3 separate regions of the Mus musculus genome follow, and regions 2 and 3 are each linked to region 1. Evidence: chromatin contacts called from ENCODE Hi-C or POLR2A ChIA-PET data. All regions are on one chromosome and are shown on one strand. The core of a region is the stretch at or near the end of the contact, and the rest is flanking DNA. Distances in the headings are between cores, read along the strand shown.

The links. A loop is a pair of places that touch in the nucleus more often than their neighbours do. ChIA-PET counts read pairs that join two places held with the same protein, here RNA polymerase II (POLR2A).
Region 2: POLR2A ChIA-PET joins it to region 1 with 11 read pairs in Patski. The contact joins the promoter of Lrrk1 here to the promoter of Selenos in region 1. POLR2A ChIA-PET finds 5 or more read pairs at or near these places in 2 of 5 experiments (Patski and embryonic stem cell).
Region 3: POLR2A ChIA-PET joins it to region 1 with 10 read pairs in Patski. The contact joins the promoter of Tm2d3 here to the promoter of Selenos in region 1. A Hi-C loop is called at or near these places in 1 of 37 maps with a recorded cell type or tissue (left cerebral cortex). POLR2A ChIA-PET finds 5 or more read pairs at or near these places in 3 of 5 experiments (Patski and embryonic stem cell).

Annotation. Positions count from the first base shown.
Region 1 is chr7:66,077,400-66,081,524 of GRCm38, reverse strand. Selenos (selenoprotein S) reads right to left here and starts at 1,876. Exons shown (of 6, transcript NM_024439.3): 1 at 1,736-1,876; 2 at 1,059-1,193. The coding sequence starts at 1,811.
Region 2 is chr7:66,385,632-66,389,748 of GRCm38, reverse strand. It overlaps Lrrk1 (leucine-rich repeat kinase 1), which reads left to right and starts at 1,408. Exons shown (of 34, transcript NM_146191.3): 1 at 1,408-1,529.
Region 3 is chr7:65,692,050-65,696,171 of GRCm38, reverse strand. It overlaps Tm2d3 (TM2 domain containing 3), which reads right to left and starts at 2,755. Exons shown (of 5, transcript NM_026795.3): 1 at 2,603-2,755; 2 at 845-1,029. The coding sequence starts at 2,693. Gm33234 (a long non-coding RNA gene) reads left to right here and starts at 2,730. Exons shown (of 2, transcript XR_391545.3): 1 at 2,730-3,321. It overlaps Tarsl2 (threonyl-tRNA synthetase-like 2), which reads right to left. Exons shown (of 19, transcript NM_172310.2): 19 at 4,079-4,122.

The sequences.
Region 1 (4,125 bases), core at 627-3,126:
GAGAAATAAGACTCAGCAGGCTGGAGAGGTTGGCAGCCGATCAATCAGGTTAAAGCCTCTTCCTCCTGTCACTCAGGGGAATACGTGGCATATATAACATTGGGGGGGGCACATATGGAATGCCCCTCCAGGAAAAAGATACAACAACAAAGTTAAACCGGCTTGAGTTATCTCTGCCCTACACGGGGGCTTATCCTGATGGACAAAGGATGGTGTGGATAAATGATAGAAGAATGAGGGATTAAGACCTCCCTTGGAAAAATTAGTCTATGCAGGACCACTGTGATGTCCTATGGCCAAGGAACAAAAGAATACCAAGTTCAGACCTAAAAATAAATTCCACAAAGATAAAAACATTGTATTACATCCAAAATTGAATAATAACTGTAGCAGTTCTGGCCTGAAGATTTTCCTTGGGCCTAATGACAATTAGCACTCTAACCATCAAAAGTTGATTAAATAAACTGCTAATCTACTGCCATAGGACATGACAACCTACCCAGGCTGGCTTGGAGATTTTCTGTCTAGTGCCTTTGAAACCATAAGAGCTACCAGCCTGAGAATGGACTGTCATGCTTTGGCAAAATATGCCTCTAGATTCTTTAAAAAAATGGGCTACGGGGTTGATGAGGGAAAATGATTGTAAAAGATAACTCTGCTCTGTCACGGTTTATCAATGATGGCTAAACTTATGACTACGAGGAAGCTAAAATACATCTGGGGACAAAAATATGATCTATGAATCCATCCCTGTCTACGGAGTGCTGTATAAAGCAGCACCCCACTTCCAGTCAGTCAGGTGGCAAGATTCCCAGGACCCCAATGCCTGATCCCCCCACCCCCACCCCCGCCCCTTGACACTTCTTGTTTCCTCCACAAGACCTGGCCATCTCCAGGGACTGGTCCCCATGCACCGAACAAGATGTGCATTGAGTATGCTATACACCATCACGGAGTCTTTGCATCTCAATAAAAATCTTTCAAACCTCAAAGGCATGTCTTGCCACCACCCACTAAGTAAATGACAGGCGCCTTCATTTCTACCACATGGCACTAACCCAGAACAGTCTCGGCTTGGTCCAGCTGTCTCTGCCTCAAAGCCCTCAGTCGAAGGGAGAGCCTCTGGATGACAATGTAGAGTAGGATGCAGCTGAAGAGGATGTACCAGCCATAGCTGGCCAGCAGGGAGCCCACTGGGGGGAAAAAAAAAAAAAAGAGAAAGAAACCAGTTTCAGAAATGGTAATAGCATTTTTTTCAATAATACTCTACAAAAATAGTCATAGCTTCTTCTTTCAGAACCTTCACAGTCTAGCTGGAAATGGACTCCTAAGAAGCGAATCGCTGGGTACAGAAACTTCTCAACTACAAGGGGACTCGGGAGTAGCCCGGAGGGTGCAGAGCCCAGCAGCTAGGTTCTGAAGGACTAAAGGGGACGTGTCTATCTGATTCAGGAAAGCAAAGGCCATCCAGACTCCGTGAGTTACACTTTGTTAAGGAGTGAGACAACAGTGTGTTAGTGTCGGGTAGAGTGAAACGCCGGGCGGAGGACTCCACTGCAAAAGGAAAATGTTAAAGGGACTCCCGTGAGCCAAGTCCGCGAGCGCCCGCCCAGCTAGGGCGACTTCGAGAAAGGTGAGCTCCGGCCCAACAAGCAGGCTCGGCCAGTCCGCGGCGTTAACGCCAAGCCTCCTGGAGGCCGACCCACCGAGCATGGCGGCGCCCGCCGCCCCTGACCTGTCACGTGCAGGAATCGCAGGCTCTCGGTCTCCAGCGCCGGCCTCGCGGACAGAGGTTCCTCATCGCGATCCATGGCGGCCACCGCCACCGCCACCAACGACAAGCCCGCTGCTCCTCTCTGCTCTGCGCTTCCGGTTCGGCCCTATGTACACGTGGCGCTCACTGCCGTGGCGGTACTGACCTATCGTGGCTCGACCTACCTCGACGCTCGACCAATCACAGGGGGGGTGTGACCAGAGGGCGGGGCTGAAAGATGCCCAGGCGGAAGCGCGTTTGACTTTCAGGGAGGAGCTCGCAGCTCAACTCGGCATAGCTCGGATAACCGATCTTGTATTTGATACTGATTGGACATTGAGGCTCAAGAGATTTGAAACCTCCTGGAGATGAGATTTGAGTCCCGCCCTTGTCACCGGGCCCTAAAGGTTTGCAGCATAGATTCCCCTCCCCTAACGTGCGGAAAGCGATCTACTTAGAATTCCTTTCTTCTGATCCACTGTCTCAAGGGAAGGAATTAATGTAGTAATGACTTCAACTTAGGCTCTTATGTGTTACATTACCACAGTTTTTGTAATGGTTCTCTGCAACATACTAGGAAGGCAATAAAGGAGATAGCTGCGATTTGAAAAGGAACTGATGGAATCAAGTTTCCATAGATTAATGGGATTAAGAAGGTGAGAACTCTGTGGTGTTTAAAGGTGGGATCCTTTGGGAAACTACTATATGAGGTCAATGTGGGTGTCCCCAGAGAAAAAGAGACTAGATTTCTGTGCACCCCACCGTGAGATGACTCAGCCTGAGGAGCCTGATGGAATCTATACGGTGCTGTACCAAGCTTGAGGACTTTGAATCTCCAAAATGGAAATAAAACTCACTGTGTCATAAAAACTAGTCTGTTAAGGATCTTCTAATTCAGCGACTCCATCTGGGGACATGGGAGAGAAAAGCCTGGAGTCACTTCACATTATCAACCACCTTGAAAATAGACTTTGATGACTGGATATGAAGCTAAGAATATGAAGATAGCCATGAATTTGCTGATTTTTTTTTTCAGACACAACATGGCTTTTTTAAAAAATTGCTAAATTTTTAAAGTTTTATGATTTTAATAGTTTTCTCAGTGGTAAAAAAGGATCAGTTTAATTTTTTTTTCTTTTTTGGTACCGATGACTGCCACCCCACCTCTGAGGCCAGTTTGAACCCTCTCTCTTTGCTTAAGGTGATTTCTCACATCATACAGAGCAAGTGAAACATCTGGTTACGAGAGAGGAGGTTGCTCATTTGCCTGTTGATCCAGTCCCTTAACATCTGCAATCATGATGATGAAATAAGTAATGTTTAGTTTCATTAAAAGACAAGGTGGAGGGGAAATGTTGGCACACACCTTCAACCCCAGCACTCAGCAGGCAGACACAGGTGAGTCTCTGAATTTGACGCTCAGGACAGTGAGGGCTACACAGAGAAACCTTGCCTTAAAAGCCTTTAATCCCCGCACACTGGTTAAGAGGGGTTAGTTTCATTAAAAGAGGAGGTGCTGGCTCACTCCTTTAATCTCAGCACTCAGGAGGCAGAGGATGGCTGATCCCTGAGTTAGAGGCCAGCTCTGTTTACAGGGTGAGTTCCAGCCAGGGCTACACAGAGAAACCCTGTCTTAAAAAACCAAAACCATGCCTTTAATCCCAGCACTTGGGAGGCAGAGGCAGGCAAATTTCTGAGTTCAAGGCCAACCTGATCTACAGAGTGAATTCCAGGACAACCAGGACTACAGAGAAACCCTATCTTGAAAAAAACCAAAAACCCAAAACCAATAAAAAGGGAGGTGAATGGATAGGATCAAAGTACATGATACACAGATAAAACAGTGTAATAATGAAATCATTATTTTACATAGTCTTAGCCAAGGAATCTCTTCCGCTTGGAACTTTGCAATCTAACATGGAAACTAGCAATTCAGAAAGATAACATGTTAAAACATACAAAGTAGGAGTAGGATTGTATCTCAATTGGCCAGGTGCTTCCTTGCCTAGCACGTACAGAATCCTAGGTGTAAGGTCCCCCACTGCAAACCCGAGTATGTGGCAAATGTCTCTCATCCCAGCATTTGTGAGATGGTGGTAAGAGGATCAGGAATTCAGAGTCATCTTTGGTGTCAACAGGAAGGCCACACTTGGCAGTGTAAGCCTGCCTCAAAAAACAAAACCAAAACCATGGGAGACAAAGGCAGGCATATCTCTGTAGTTAGCCCCCTCTCCAAACAGCAAAGCCAAATTTAAAAATAGACACACACACCCAACAATAACTTTGTTTACAAACCCAGTGTACATACTTAGATACACAGTATAATATTCAACTAAAATTTAAGGTATTTTGAATTGAGTGCATGGGTTTTA
Region 2 (4,117 bases), core at 159-2,658, 310 kb before region 1:
GGGTCTGCAGGAATGAAAAAGAAGTGAGAAGGAATTTTAGCTATTCTGTAATTGTCTCCTTTGCAAACTTGTGATTAAAACACACCTACTGGGTACAGTTGAATACTGTGATATGGCCATCTCAAAAAAAGCTCATATATGTGTCGAATATTCCAGACCTTTGTTTGCTCGTTTGTTTGTTTTAAATTGGGCACTTTTCTTAACCTATTTCTAAGATTGTTTAAAGTGGAAAATTTCTTGCCACTTAAGCATAGGCAACACAAGTCCTCTTAGTGTGTGTTGGTCCTGGCTCTAGACATGGACTTCCTTTTAGTAACGCTAGGTGGCAGTGATGTATGTATGCCCTGAAGGCGCCACCAAGCCAGGCTCATTCAAACTGCTGACGCCATGCCTTGCAAATTATTAGGGACTTTTCCATAGCAGTCATGTTGCTGGCCTTGCTAATTGGTCTGAGGACCTCGGTGGTGAGGACAGGATTGCAGAACCCCACCTACATTTTTGTAACAGTGTTCGATGGAGGAAAAGAAGAGCGAACGTAGAAGAGCTGCGAGGTTGTGGCCTTGCCAACTAGGGATACAAACTCCAACTCTAAACAAACACTTGAGGTGTTCCCAAAATATCTCAGGCGGCCCACGGCTTCTCAAATTCTGTGAGCTGCCAGTGAGGCGGTCTGTCAATGTTCTTTGCACTTGGTCTCAGGAATATTCATTCTTACCAGTAAGAAGCACTTCGGTCCAGTACTGATTTTCTACCAAGGATTATCTTTTCTCGGGGAAAACGAGCGGAATCCGAAGCTTGCCTGCTGAGTGTATAGCCGCGTTTGGTTATTAACTTCAGTGGAATCAACTGACAACATTCCACCTCATCGCCACAAGCAGCCAGTCAGGGTGGCATGCTCCTGTAATCCCAGCTACTCCGGAGTTCGAAAATCGAAAAATATTCATCAGCTAGTAATATCTTTGCAAACGTCCATAATTTAAGTTAGCGAACTCGTGTGGTGAAAAAGCGCAGTTTACAAAACATCAACTTTTAAAATGTAGTTTCTGCACCGCTCCATAAAGACCTGCACACACATTAATATTCTCGCTCTCTTAATATTTACAGTCACAGTATATGGCCAGCAAACAGGATAAAAATTAATCTGTTACTCGAGCAGGGTAGGAAAGGCACAACCTTGTCACTGTGCCTGTCCGCAGGGAAGGCAGCAAAGCATTCAAATTTGGAGAGGAGTCCACAAAGTTTCAAGACCCAAGCGTCTACCGAGGCACAAGAGCAGTGAGCTTGGTCACCGACATCTTGCAGCTAGGGAAACCGAGGCAGGCCATCCAGGGGAGGTCGGGGCGGCCGACCCTCTGGCACAGCCCTGCTTCCGCGCCACCCGCCCTCTCCGCCCGCCAGGCGGCCGCAGGATTGAGGAAGTGCGTCTGGCCCCCGGCGGCCAGAGCATTGCAGGGCAGAGTACGGTAGGACCGGCAGGCCCCGGCCCTCTGATGTCGCCGATCCGCGGCTTCCAGACCCTGCCGCCGCAGGTAAGTGCTGCTCCGACCCGCGCCCTGTCCGAGGACCCGAGCGAAGCCCGCACCTTAGATCCAAGCTTTGCCCGCACCACCCCGTCCCGCGCCCGGGTCCCCGCGTGCAGCCGCCGTCGCCTGCTTGTGCCCTGCGTCTCGCCTCGCCCCACAGCTCCTCTCCCCAGCTCAGCACCCCGTACCCCGGGCGACCGCGTGCTCCGGACCCCGGCCTGTGTCCGGGACCCGCAGGTCACAGCTCCGGTGGGCGTCTGGAACTCGGGCTGCCCGGGGTCTCTTCGCTGCCTCTCTGGGCTGCGCAGCGACCCTCGCCCCTTGAAGGGTTAAAGCGAGTGCAGAGCTAGAACCCGGGAGCTGGGGCAGCCGAAAACCAGCCTGGGATCGGAGCGGGGCGGGGGCGGGGAGCCGAGTTCAGAAACAAAAGTAGGAAACACTAGGGAGACTACAAAGTTCTTTTGCGTTTGGAAAAAAAAAAAAAAAAAAAAAAGCCTGACTTTTAACTTGGGAGTGGGGGTGGGGTCTAAGCGTGGGAGTTCGTGGGCGCGAGTGGCTGGAGGCAAAGGCCCAGCGAGGCTCTTCCCGCGCGTGCGGGACAGCCGGGTGGTGCTGGATGGTCTGGAGGTCTTCCCCTGCTCCACGCGTGGGGCATGTTTCTCACCCTGTGGTCCCATCACTTTGCCTATGGGCTCTGTTGCTTGGAGCCAGTGGCAGTCCTTAATGGATGAGAACAAGAATTCCTGGAGGGGCAGTAAGAAAGACAGCAATGGAGAGACTCTAGGGATGCTGACAGCCAGTTCAGTCTGGCTTTTAATAGTTTGAGGCCATTACGTTTTTCTCTTACATGATGCTCATCCCTGCAAAAACCGGAGCAGGATAGATAGGGTCTTAAAGGCAAATTCTCTTAGCAAATTCTCACCAAATAACCTATTTTTGATGAGTTGGTCACTCACACTCACATAGCAGCATCAAAGGACCTACGATTTGTACACTTTGAAAAACTTTAGCATTGAATTCTTTCTGTGATTTGGTTTTCATTGTCCTTGCTCATGTTCCAGAAGAATATAGCATACCAACACCTAATTTGTCCTTAGAGGGGCTTTTCTAGTCAGCCAAACGTTTCCTTCCCCCACACCTACAACAGTCTCCTTAATAGTTTGGATATAATTATTATAACTAACTAAATAAACCAGCTAAGGAGATGGCTCAGTATACAAAGCACTTGCTGATCACGTGTGAGGATCTGAATTCAGATTCAGAATCCGCTTAAAGCCAGATGAGACAAAGGTGCAATCCCAGATGCCCCCACTTCAAGATGGGAGATTCCCTGGAAGCTCACTGGTCAGCTAGCTTTGTGTGGGCAACATGAAGAAGAAGCCTTGTCTCAAACATGGTGCAAAGCAAAGACCAACAGCAGGTCATCTGATGATCTCAACACACACATACGGACGCCACACTCACACACACACACAAACATACAAACAGAGAGAGAGAGAGAGAGGGAGAGAGAGAGAGAGAGATATTAAAAATAAGAAGAACCCTAGAAATCATCCCAGAGTAGTCTTGTTGGCTCCATCCCCAAGTGGGCCCAGTCCATTCCCTTCTTCTGTTTTTGAGACACAACAGGGCTGATGCACATACGAACTCCTACACAGTCCAAATTGCCATGTGCCCCTCCCTCCGCTCTGGATATATCGTATATATTCATTCTTTATTTTAATGTTTCTTTTTAAAATTACGTATACAATATATTTTTTCATATGCTTTTCCCTAGCCCCAACTCCTCCCAGATACTTCTCTTTATGCATCCAACTTGATGTTCATTCTGTCAAAAACAAAACAAAGAATACTAAGGCAAACCAGACAAACAAAAAAGGCACACAAAAATCATGGATCTCTCTCTCTCTCTTCTCTGTCTCTGTCTCTCTGTCTCTGTCTCTGTCTCTCTGTCTCTCTGTCTCTGTCTCTCTCTCTCTCTGTCTCTCTCTCTCTCTCTCTGTGTGTGTGTGTGTGTGTGTGTGTGTGTGTGTGTGTGTGTGAGCGCGCGCGCGCGCGCGTACTAGGCATAGGGCCTACCCTGGAGGCATTCGTATGTGTGTGTGAGGCTGATTCTCCTCATCCCAGCTGGTATCACAGTTGCACATAGCTTCTTGGTTGAGAGGTGGGACTTTGTGCCACTTCCCTTTCTTGGTGCTGGGATTTTTGTCTGGTTTGCACCTGTTCAGGCCCGGTGCTTGCTTCCACAGTCTCTATGAGTTCATACGGGCATCAGCCCTGCTCTGTCTTACAATCTTTCTACCTAATCTTACCCATAGATCCCTGAGCCTTGAGGGGAGGAGCATGACAAAGAAATCCCAGTTCGAATAGAGTGCTTCAAAGTCTCTCACTCTCTGCACACTGTCCAGATTGTGGGTCTCTGTGCTAACTCCTATCTACTGCACGAAGCTTCTCTGAGGTGGACTGATTTGTGGGTATGGCCATGTGTCATCAGGAGCCATTTTATAGCTGTGTCCCTTTATTGGTATACCAGTGGGTTTCCCCACGGGGACAGAATGGTGTGCATACATTCTTAATGGCCCGATGATGGGCTG
Region 3 (4,122 bases), core at 1,506-4,005, 390 kb after region 1:
CGCATGTTCCAACCAGCTGCACACTTTCATTTGGAAGGCTATGCTTTAAGAAAACTAAGTAAACCAGATCAGACTTTTCATTAAAATTGAAATCAGAAGAATCTTTAAATCTTGTTTAAATTACAGCCTCCATGGCCTGTCAACTTAGGAAGTTACAGAATCACATACACAGCCACCGCGAAGGCACCGAAGTGCAACCCGAAGGAAACAAGCAGCCTTGTCTTGGGAGCGTGTACTGTCCTTCTCTTACGGCTTGCTTTCTTTCTCAACACCCTTTTTTTCCTTTCCTTTCCTTTTCTTTTCTTTTTTTTTTTTTTTTTTTTTTTTTTGAGACAGGGTTTCTCTGTGTAGCCCTGGCTGTCCTGGAACTCACTCTGTAGACCAGGCTGGCCTCGAACTCAGAAATCCGCCTGCCTCTGCCTCCCAAGTGCTGGAATTAAAGGTGTGCGCCACCACACCCGGCGCCAGCAAGGTCTTAAGGTCCTCCTGAACCCGCCTCTGGGATACAGGTGCACGCAGCCACGCCTAAGGTTTTACCCTGGTGCTAGGGACCCAAGCACTGGCCTTCATCTGTGCACAGACTGTTCTCACCCCAAGATTTTCATGTTTGGAAAAAAAAATTAGCAGTGAGTCAGAGGTTGTTGAGGGCAGGGCCTCGTATATACTAAGCATATGTTTTACCGCTGAGATATACTCCTAGAACCAAATGCAAGATTTAAAAATACTTTCCAGTGCAGTTATAAAAGACCACAGTGAAATCATTACATCATAGCGCTGACCAGTAGAGGCTACGCTTTTAATGTTATGATGCATGCCGTTGGGAAAAGTGAACTACAATACTTACGACACAGGTAACAGAGGGCTTCACTGTGCAGTCGAACGTGACAGGCTTCCCGTAAGTGCAGGAGACATTGGTCGCACATTCTATACAGTCTGCAGGAAGTCTGCTACACAAACCATTGCTTGGACACTTCGTCATGTAAGGAGGGATTTCAGTACTTTCTGTGAGGTGAGAGAACAGCTGATTCTCTACGGATGGTGAGCAAAAGAACAGTGAAAGGCAATTTTCAATGGTGGCGAGATCAATCAGCAAGGACACATGTGCTAGAATGCAAACAGCTTGGAGTTGGGGTCAGTGACACCTGCAATCTAAGAGGGTTTCTGTCACCAGCTGGCTGTGACCTGCTAACTGGTGTGATTAGTAAAACGTCTCTCCTTCCTGCTTCCCACATGGCCATGAAAACTATAAGTGCTCATTGAGAGACAATGTGGGCCCAGGTCAGACCCAAGAGCTATTAGCACAGAGGACAAACTAAAGCTTGGATAAGGCAGAGTCTATGCAAAATACCAGAGGACATGTTGGACAGAACTGGAACCAGAACACACAGCTCTCCAAATCCAATCCAATGTCCTTTCCAGCAAAAGTTACTGATGGAAAAATGAAGCCCGGACACGCCCCCTTCGGCGCGCCCCCACCACAAAAATGACAACACCCTCAGCCCTCCAATTCTAGAAAATACTGGTGTTAGTATATACGTCGAAATAAAAATCTGTGAAATGCCTCTGCCAGTTTCAAGTCCAATCCCTGAAATAATAGGACTCCAAACAGATGAACCTAAAGAGCTAGCGGACAGTTAGCAAAACAGGAATACTTGGAAGTGACATGAAGTGGCTAACGCTATAAATACCATTTCCCACTATTGTTCCTATCTCCATGTGGCCCGAGGTTGGAAGGTTCAAATCACAAGGCTGAAAAGGCCTTAAATCAAGATAACTACAGTGGCTGCAAAGGTGAGGAAACAAAGATCCCTCAAAGCCCGATCTCACCCGGATTATCCTCCAGGTATCTATCCAACCTTCTTAACCCAGCACATCATATAACATTAGGGAAGCATTGTAGAGTTCGGTGTTTGGTTGGTTGGTTTTTAACTCAAGGGAAAACAGTACTGGCTAAAGAACTGGAAGAGAGTGGAAAATAAAAAATAAACAGAAACGAAGAGTCCTGTAAGGCTGGATGAAGAGGTAAGTCATAGATTTCAAAAAGACCAAAACTGTCTACTGAAAGCGGCTGTCTGCCCTTAATTTACATATCTAAACAACACCACATCTAACAGCCAAAACCAAAAGGCGACTTCTTATACTAAAGAAACCTGTATCGAAAACAAAGGGGGGCGGGCAACTACTCCTTATAAATATGCACATTTACTAGAATAGAAAACGTCTAGTACCTGCTGCCCTGGGAACTACAGAGAATGTACGTGTTGGGCCCGGATCCTTTATTGCCTGAGCCAGCGGCTGCGAATGCTCTAAATTTAAGGATCCTACAATTAGAAAGGCATGTTATCATGGGATAGGATACCCTTGGTTTGTGTGCTTAACAGGTAGGGGCTGCACTGGGCATCTACGGCTCAAGAAACGGAAATGACGGGGTCGACTGGGGTTCTGGGCTACCGACTCAGGGAACACCGGTTTTCGGGGCGGGCTGGAGCGCAGTGCTGCGGCCTCGGGCTGCGGCGCCCAGGCGTCGGTCGCCGGCCTCCTGCGGCTCCGGGGACCCCCTTGCCACCAGCTCACCCGGTGCGGCCCCCAGCCTTGAACTCACCATCTCCCGACAGAATGTAGCACTGGGACAGGAAAAGCAGCACGCGGGACAGGTGGCGGACAGACCGCAGCGGCTCGGCCGCAGCCTCCATTTTTGTCGCTGCGCGTGCGCACTTCCGGGCCAGGAGGCGGGGCTGTGGTGGGGGCGCGCCGAAGGGGGCGTGTCCGGGCGCGGCCCGCAGGCGCACTGCTGCGGGGCGCCGCCGGCGGGTGTCATTGCTTCCCAGCTCGGAGGTTGGGTGGTCTCCTTGTCGCCGTGCTCTGAGTGCTGTTGGCCAAGGGAAATGAATGAAACTGGGGACCCGCAGCAGCAGGAAGTAGCTCGGACCAGAATAGCCCCTCACTGCCTTTGAAGAGATGCCCTTCTCTTTCCATTGGGAGTCTGGGAAACGGTTGTGATGCGATGTGGTTAGCCCATTTTAGTTCCGCTGACCCATGAAGCCAGGGAAGCAGCTCCAAGAGTCCCATGCACCAGGACCCAGGGCTCCTGCCTTAGGTTTTACCACAGCCTGTTGGGGGACACGCGGAGTTTAGAGTTCCTCTGAGACTGGAAAAACAGGTTAGGTCTCAGGGCCTGGGACAAGAGCCAAGTGTGTGGAATTTTCACGTAGGAGCAGAGTCCAACCCCAAACTGGCCAGGAGAGCAACCTCGAGGAGGGGGAGCTGCTCTCTGCAACCTACGTTGTTTCTATGGCATATACTTCAGGAAGCATGCTGTTGGTATGTCTCTCTCTGTTGACTTGCACTTTGGGGTCCCCAAATTCCCACTTGCACATCTGATAAGTGAAAAAGTACATGAAATGGTGTTCGGCGCACAACAATCCTGCAGTAAATGTTAGCTTTAAAAATGGTTACAATTCGCACCCTACACCCTCACACTGGTTTCATCTATGATGCTTCACTCTTCATGTTCAGGAGAATCAATAATATATCAAAGACTGATGCTTCTCTGCATCTAATTTGAATTCTGCTGCACCTAGTGAAATAAATCTGTAACTAATTTCTCTTTGGCATAACGGTATTTTAATTAAGTGCCAAGACAATAAGGTTGAAATCGGAACTACAGGGTCTGGAGAGCTGAGTCGGCAGTTAGGAGCACTGGCTGCTCTTCCAGAGGACCTAGATTTGATTCCCTGCACCCACCTGCGGCTCACAATCACCCAGAACTACAGTTCCAGGAATCTGGCACCCTCTTCTGACCTCTATAAGCACAAGACACTCTTGCAGTGCCCAGACAACAGACAAAATACCCATGCACACAAAATAAAAATAATTTAAATATATCAGAAATGCAGTCCAGAGGCACAGACAGGCAAATCTCAGTGAGTTCTAGGCCAGCCAGAACTACATCGTGAAACCCAGTCTTGATTTAAAAAAAAAAAAATCAGAAATATACTCGATTCAACATACAAGTGAAACACCCCAGGAAAGCAGTGGTTCAACTCCAGGCAAGCGTCCAACAATGGAACATACCGAGGCTCTAGAAACACCATGTGATGCATTTTATTTAGGACTTTAGTG